Regions from separate parts of the Homo sapiens genome. Here region 1 is linked to region 2. A link is a loop called in an ENCODE intact Hi-C map of the cell type or tissue named here. Cell type or tissue: heart right ventricle. All regions are shown on one strand.

Region 1 (4,000 bases), 76 kb after region 2:
GCTCTGAGAGAGGAAAACGGGGTGTGGGCACTAAAACTTCTTCAGCTAATGGAACTGAGAACTCCCACCCAGCGCTGCAGTCCAAAGCAAAATGAGTAAAAGCTGAGAAACAGAAATGAAACACTAAAAACACCAGGAACACAAATGTACAGTTAAAACAAAAAACTGTGAAATGAGAATTAATTTAACCCAGGACAGAAATGAAAGAGAATGACACAATTAGCCTAGAAATGAGACTAAGTTACAAGGTACCAAAAGAGAGAGATTCAGCTGAGTGTGAGGCAGGACAACAGAAGGAGGCAGGGAACAGAAGGCTGATCCATCCAGGCTGACTCCCTAGAACTAAATCAAATGAAAGCTCCTCAGCAATGACAGGGATGTGAACAGCTTTGCAACTGCACTTCACCCTCTCCGTTCACGGCATTTACCCTTTGTAACTTCATATGCATCCTCTCCATTTATACAGACCACACACTCCAAGTAGCATCCTCTCCATTTACAGTAGGGTGCATTCTGAGTAAATGACTCTGACTTCACTTCATTCTCTTCATTTTCATAGAATATTCGCCAAGTAACCAGGGGAAACCTCTAGAGTATCGAAACCCCAGAAAATTCTGTAAGCTCCTGAGTCCCGATGGTCAGGCTGCTCCCACACCATGGCGTGTACTTTCGTTCTCAATAAATCCCTGCTTTTGCTTTCCTTGCTTTGTTTGTGCGTTTTGTCCAATCCTTTGTTCGAGATGCCACCTGGACACCCTCTACTGGTAATGACTGCATAAGGAACACTGCAGGAGGACTGAGAACATCAAAGAGAACATGAGGCTGACCAAGAGGTGAGAGACGCGCAGAGAAGCTGCCAGATACAGAGCCCAGGCCAACAAAGACCCAAGAAACAAAGACTGGAGTTCCCAAAACAGAAAAGCAAAACTACGAAACAGACCTAATACTTAAAATCCTAGAAATGTTCTTAGGAAAAAAATAATCGACAAGTTGAAAGGCTCATCATGTACTTGAACAAACTGACCCAGAACGGTGGCCCTGAAGGCACTCCCCAGTAATGATTACAACTGAGAGAAAATTCTTTGGGACTCCAGGCAAAAAGACCAGCTTATTCACAAAGGGAAGAAAATCAGATGGGGATCGGACTTCCTGACTGCAATGTACAAGGTAAGTGAACAGTGGAGCAATTATTTTCATAAACTCAAGTAAAAATAAAGTGTGACCAAAGGATTTTATGTCAGCCAAACTGTCCTTCAAAATTAAAGCTCTAGAGAAATAGTTTTAAATAGCTAAGAACTCAATGAACACTGTGTTTCCAGGCCCAAACCCACTACAAAAGAATCTTCCTCAAGCCAAGAGACCACTGGGAAATTTGACATAAACAAAAATAACAAATCTGTTGAGCACAGACTAAAAGAGAAAGTGAGGGTAAGGATGGAGGTGGGCTGTGAAACAGCTTCTTATCGGGAAGCATGCTGTTCTGCAAAAGTAAAAATACAGCAAATAAATCAGAGGTAGATGAATCAGAAAAAAAGGAATGTAGAATAAGCTCATAGACTGAAGCATGAAAAATAGGTGGGAGAAAAGAATCCCACCAGACAAGCCAAAATAAAGAGGTCAGAGGAAGAAACAAGGGACTAAGGGTGCAATGAGAGGTGTTATTTATAACAGTAGCCAGCAGAACAAAACACAGACCTTCCTAAATGCCAAAAACAACAGAAAAAAAAAGCAAAGACACAAACCACATGTAAAAAATAAAAAGATGCACAATAAATAAAACACAACACACACATTAAATACAGGAGCAAGTTATGTGGCAGTTGGGACTGGACATACTGGTCCTAGCAACACATGAGTAAATGTAAATGGTTTTGGCCCTGTGAAAAATTTCCACTTGGCTCACAAAGCCAGCTCTGCTTTACACAAGAGACATGACAATTGCCAAGTGATTTGAAAAGGCTCAGTGTCAAGGAATGAGCAGAAGCACGTGAGGCCAGCGCACCAGGCTGAAGAGCAGGGATTGCAATCTCCCTGTGGGACAAGGTCCAGCCTCACCTCAAAGCAGGAAGCAAGACCAAGAAGGGCACTTCTTGATGCCGGAGGACCCAGTGCGCGGCGAAGCCATATGAGTTAAGAATCTGCTAGAACCCCAAACACGGAAGCTGGCTTTATAATGCAGAAACTATAGATGTTGGGGAAAGAAACAGAAACCTAAGAACAGCAATCATTAACACATGACTGTCAGCCATGGCAAGGTAAGGGGTCAAAAATAACTCAGCATGACAGAGAGCTAGTAACAGGAGGTAGGTCTTAGGGACATTACATCAAACTTTGTACTCCAATAATAGAGATTATACTTTCTTCTTAAACATACTTGAAACATTCGTTAAAAAAAAAAAACAAACAAAAAACTAGCTTGTATTAGGGCACAAAGAAAACCTCAGTAAGTTACATGAAATAGAAATGGCACAGACAGCAGACAGCAGTCTATGCTAACAATGCAAGACCAGAAAATAATGAACTTTAACCAAAGGCTATTTCCTTGGTAATTTATATCATTTTAGAAACACCTAAGGGGAACTGGTTCATGATGTATATCTATCAATATAGTTCTAGATATCTCCCTAACAAGTCCCTAAATTGGTAAGGAACCCCATGAGACCAGACATCGAGAGAGTGACATGACAGAACGACACATTCCTGCAGTGACCCGCCTCTTCCAACCTCACGCACACGCCCAGGGGAGCCTGAGAGCAGGCCCCTGATGGAGCTGGATACAAACGAGATGGAATCTCCACGTGGAAATGCTCTGCAGCTCCCTTTTCAGTGGGAAACACAGCTGTTTAGGAAGGCAAGGAGACAGAGGAGATGAAGGAGGCATGGGATCCCCTTCCTCACCTCTGGCCTGCTCTGGCTGTGAGACCCCGGGAGTAACAGCAGAGCAATGGCTTTAACATCTTGCTGAACATGCTGAACTGGCTGCCACAACAGATCAGCTTCAAAGGCAAGGACCCCAAGGGTGTCACATTCCCTCCTGGGCACAGTCCAGACAAAAGCAGTGCACTCAGCTGCAAACTACACACATGCATACACATGGCAAAGGCACACACTCACATACATGTGCAAACGGGTGCTTAAGCAGCTCACACACATGCATGCACATGGCAAAGGCACACACTCACACATGTGCACACGGGTGCTTAAGCAGTTCACACACATGCATACACACGGCAAAGGCACACACTCACACGTGTGCACACGGGTGCTTAAGCAGCTCACACACATGCATACACACAGCAAAGGCACACACTCACAAACGTGTACACGCGGGTGCTTAAGCAGCTCACACACACACATACACAGGTGAAGGCACACACTCACACGTGTGGACACAGGTGCTTAAGCAGCTCACATGCATACACATGGCAAAGGCACACACTTACACACATGTGCACACGGGTGCTTAAGCAGCTCACAGCATTAGCCAGGCTCTTAAGAAATGGTTTCAGCTTCACCAGAAGGTTTCAAACCTCAGACAATCACAAGGCAGCATGCTGTCTCTCTGTAACATTCTCCTCATGCCTCTCAGCATCAGGGAAACCGCTTCAGACAGGAAACCATGACTTGGTAAGAGATCATCTGGTGGCAGGTGCCCCTTGCTAACCAAGGCTGGTTAAGATGAACAAAAGGCATAAGAGAGCAGAACTGTCAGTGACCCCTCCGGAGGTGGACTCCTTGAGAATCCAGGTATGGTCCTTTTAGGGAGAACAGTTTAGAAGATATTCAAGCTGATACCTTAAATCTCTGGGGTACCCAGTAAAAAAGTCTAAGAATTCATAAAAGGAAGCTTCTGATGAATGCAAAATTTTGTTCAACCTTAAATAAAGCATATATATATGTAAACTATATATATAAATAAAGCATATATATAAACTTTATATACGTATATAAACTTCATATACGTATATAAAGTTATAACTTTATATACGTATATGAAGTT
Region 2 (4,000 bases):
CACACCCGACCTTACGTGTGCTGTTTCTACCCACTCGACTGTTCCTGGTGTTCGCATCTCCTCACGCACACCCGATCTTACGTGTGCTGTTTCTACCCACGCGACTGTTCCCGGTGTTCGCATCTCCTCACGCACACCCGATCTTACGTGTGCTGTTTCTACCCACTCGACTGTTCCCGGTGTTCGCATCTCCTCGTGCACACCCGATCTTACGTGTGCTGTTTCTACCCACACGACTGTTCCCGGTGTTCGCATCTCCTCACGCACACCCGACCTTACGTGTGCTGTTTCTACCCACTCGACTGTTCCCGGTGTTCACATCTCCTCGTGCACACCCGATCTTACGTGTGCTGTTTCTACCCACACGACTGTTCCCGGTGTTCGCATCTCCTCACGCACACCCGATCTTACGTGTGCTGTTTCTACCCACTCGACCGTTCCCGGTGTTCACATCTCCTCGTGCACACCCGATCTTACGTGTGCTGTTTCTATCCACTCGACTGTTCCCGGTGTTCGCATCTCCTCACGCACACCCGATCTTACGTGTGCTGTTTCTACCCACTCGACTGTTCCCGGTGTTCGCATCTCCTCACGCACACCCGATCTTACGTGTGCTGTTTCTATCCACTCGACTGTTCCCGGTGTTCGCATCTCCTCACGCACACCCGATCTTACGTGTGCTGTTTCTATCCACTCGACTGTTCCCGGTGTTCGCATCTCCTCACGCACACCCGATCTTACGTGTGCTGTTTCTACCCACGCGACTGTTCCCGGTGTTCGCATCTCCTCGTGCACACCCGATCTTACGTGTGCTGTTTCTATCCACTCGACTGTTCCCGGTGTTCGCATCTCCTCACGCACACCCGATCTTACGTGTGCTGTTTCTACCCACGCGACTGTTCCCGGTGTTCGCATCTCCTCACGCACACCCGATCTTACGTGTGCTGTTTCTATCCACGCGACTGTTCCCAGTGTTCACATCTCCTCGTGCACACCCGACCTTACGTGTGCTGTTTCTACCCACGCGACTGTTCCCAGTGTTCACATCTCCTCGTGCACACCCGACCTTACGTGTGCTGTTTCTACCCACTCGACTGTTCCCGGTGTTCACATCTCCTCGTGCACACCCGATCTTACGTGTGCTGTTTCTACCCACTCGACTGTTCCCGGTGTTCGCATCTCCTCGTGCACACCCGATCTTACGTGTGCTGTTTCTATCCACTCGACTGTTCCCGGTGTTCGCATCTCCTCGTGCACACCTGATCTTACGTGTGCTGTTTCTACCCACTCGACTGTTCCCGGTGTTCGCATCTCCTCGTGCACACCCGATCTTACGTGTGCTGTTTCTACCCACTCGACTGTTCCCGGTGTTCGCATCTCCTCGTGCACACCCGATCTTACGTGTGCTGTTTCTATCCACTCAACTGTTCCAGGTCGAGTTTATTTGTATTATTTGTTTATCCTGTTTGGGAATTGTTGATGGTTTCTCTAATTTTGGAAGGTTCTCTGTGTGTCTCTTGGAATTTTCTCTCTCCATTCCATGTCTCCCCTGGGCTTCCAACTGGATGCATGTTCTTCCTTCTCAGGCCTCCTGACTAGTGTTTCTCAGACCTCCACGGGCCAGTGAGTCGCCCGAGGGTCCTGTAAAGATGCAAAGTCTCGTTCTGAGAAGGGCAAGCTGGGAGGAACAGCATGTGAGAGCCGTGCCACTGGGGCCCTGCAGAGGGTGCGGTGTTCCAAGCAAGGAAAGATGGAACTCCAGCCAGCAGTGAGGGTTGCCTGGGCCTCTTGTTTCATGAAAGGAGTGGCTGCAGTAGCACAGCTCTGACAGCAGGTGGGGCCATGGGCAAGCCGCTGCACCACTTGCAGCTGCAAGGTCTTGGAAGGTGCCAGGCTTCAGAGTGAGAGAGGCTGGGCCCCTCGGCATGTGCCCAGAGCATGCGGCATTGACTACTCTCTCACTACAGTGAGGGGACCCCTCACCCACCTCCCCACAGGGTTCCAGAGGGAGACACAGAACAAGTGGGAGGAGAAAGCACTCTGCAACAATCTGCCCAAATCTCTGCAAGTGCATGAGATTGTCACAAGAGCCCACGCGTGCCCTTCATGTGTCCAGGGGAAATGCGTGGCACCGACAGAGTCCCGGGGATTGCACAGCTGGGATGAAGGGCCGCATCCAGCACAGGATCTGGTCGTGCCTCCCATCCCTGGCTCCCACTTACAACGACACATTTCTACAATTTCCCCACGACTCTTTCACTGAAGAACCAGCTTCTTAGTAGACACTGGTGTCCGCTTGATTCCCAGCGTTGCTGCACATCTGCCACTCACGTCCAGCTGCCTGGGCGGCTGTGCCAAGCCCTCCCATTCCCTGGCTCATTAGCTCTGGCCAAGGCACCTCTCAGAGCTTCCACTTCCTCGTGTGTGGAACTGGCCCCACGGTCCTGAGATCTGCCTCACAGGGTTGGTGCAAAGGCTCATCTAAAATCGCCTACATGGCAAACTCTTCGTCAACTCTAACATGTTTTTATTTTTGCTTGCTTTCAACATCCCCTTTAAATGATGGGGACGTTAAGTAAGGGAGTGATTAGGAGAGCTGGAAGACTAGAAATAAAGATTTGTATATATGAGGGTATTTTTTCTTTTTTTGAGACAGGGTCTTGCTCTGTCGCCCAGGCTGGAGTGCAGTGGTGCAATCTCTGCTCACTACAGTCTCGACTGCCGGAGCTCAGGTAACTGCCCCACCTTAGCCTCCTGAGTAGCTGGGACTCCAGGTGTGTGCCACCACACCCAGTTAATTTCTGTATTTTTTTGTAGAAATGGGGTCTTGCTCTTTTGTCCAACCTGGTCTCCAACTCCTGGGCTCAAGCAATCCTCCCATCTTGGCCTCTCAAAGTGCTGGGATCGCAGGAGAGAGCCACTGTACCTGGCCTATGAGGGTATTTTTGAAGTTCACTCATTTCTTCCAGAAAAAACAATTCCTTCCTGGTGTAACTTCCCCGCTGTAATTAAAGGTGCAGACGTGCTGGGTGAGAGTCAAGCAGTCTGTCCAGGTGTGGGCGCTCTCGGCTCTGCTCTCAGGTCCCAGGTCTCAGGTGCTGTTTCTCTTTCTCATTTCTGAAACTGCACTTGGTCTGACCCAGGCAGGACACACAGAGGCACATGGATAGTCTCCAGGGCTGCCGAGTGGCCATACTGGAGAGCCTGACTTCAGTCCTCCTAAGTCCTTCACCCTGTCGAGCAGCTCTGTGCCTCTTCAAAACACCTGCACATCCAGAGCACAGTAAGCCTCGAGGAGGACGTGGGTAAAATGATGCATGTGGCGTGTGAGGAGCTGGAGAAAAGCAGGCGAAGGCAGATCAGTGCCGATGACTCCTTTTTTTTTTGAAACGGGTCTCGTTCTGTCGCCCAGGCTGGAGTGCAGAGGGATGATCTTGGCTCACTGCAACCTCCACCTCCCGGGCTCAGGCAATCCTCTCGCCTCAGCCTCCCGGGTAGCTGGGACTACAGGCGTGTGCCACCACGTCTGGCTAAATTTTTTTGTATTTTTGGTAGAGACGGGGTCTCGCCATGTTGGCCAGGCTTGTCTCAAACTCCTGAGCTCAAGCGATCCACCTGCCTCAGCCTCCCAAAGGGCTGGGATTACAGGCTTGAGCTACCACACCCAGCCTGAGCCACCATGCCCAGCCCAGATGATTCTTAAATAAGAACAAGCTAAAAACACTTTTTAAAACTGGGCACAGAAAACACATGCATATTTTAGTTTTACATAAAGAAATACTCAAACCTAAGGAATGTATTTTCTTATGCTTGATGTTTCTTATTCATGGGCCCACACATCCAGGTCAAATATCACGTTCCTAAAAAATGACTCTAGTATCTGTATATAAGCCGGCACTGTGGTATAAATAAACTTTGTATTCAATTACATTATAAATTAAAACAACATATTCTATAATTATATTGATATAGTAAGAAATTGAAGCTTTAAAAATTTCTA

What was found. Peaks named below come from ENCODE experiments on the same cell type or tissue, not always from the same donor. Only the 100,000 strongest peaks of a DNase experiment are listed, where the experiment ranks them.
Region 1: a loop joins it to region 2, with 4 times the contacts of the local background. A loop is called at or near these places in 5 of 110 quality-filtered maps.

What each region holds. Positions count from the first base shown.
Region 1 is chr21:45,844,830-45,848,829 of GRCh38, reverse strand. All of the region lies in intron 4 of PCBP3 (poly(rC) binding protein 3), which reads right to left. Among named protein-coding and RNA genes, the nearest start is that of PCBP3-AS1, 10 kb to the right of the region's middle. In heart right ventricle, no CTCF peak of the experiment used is centred here; a DNase peak (open chromatin) is centred at 1,981.
Region 2 is chr21:45,921,204-45,925,203 of GRCh38, reverse strand. The region is part of intron 13 of PCBP3 (poly(rC) binding protein 3); the gene reads right to left. Among named protein-coding and RNA genes, the nearest start is that of COL6A1, 59 kb to the left of the region's middle. In heart right ventricle, CTCF peaks have their summits at 1,621 and 1,822 (motif pointing right); a DNase peak (open chromatin) is centred at 1,823; H3K27me3 peaks cover 231 bases.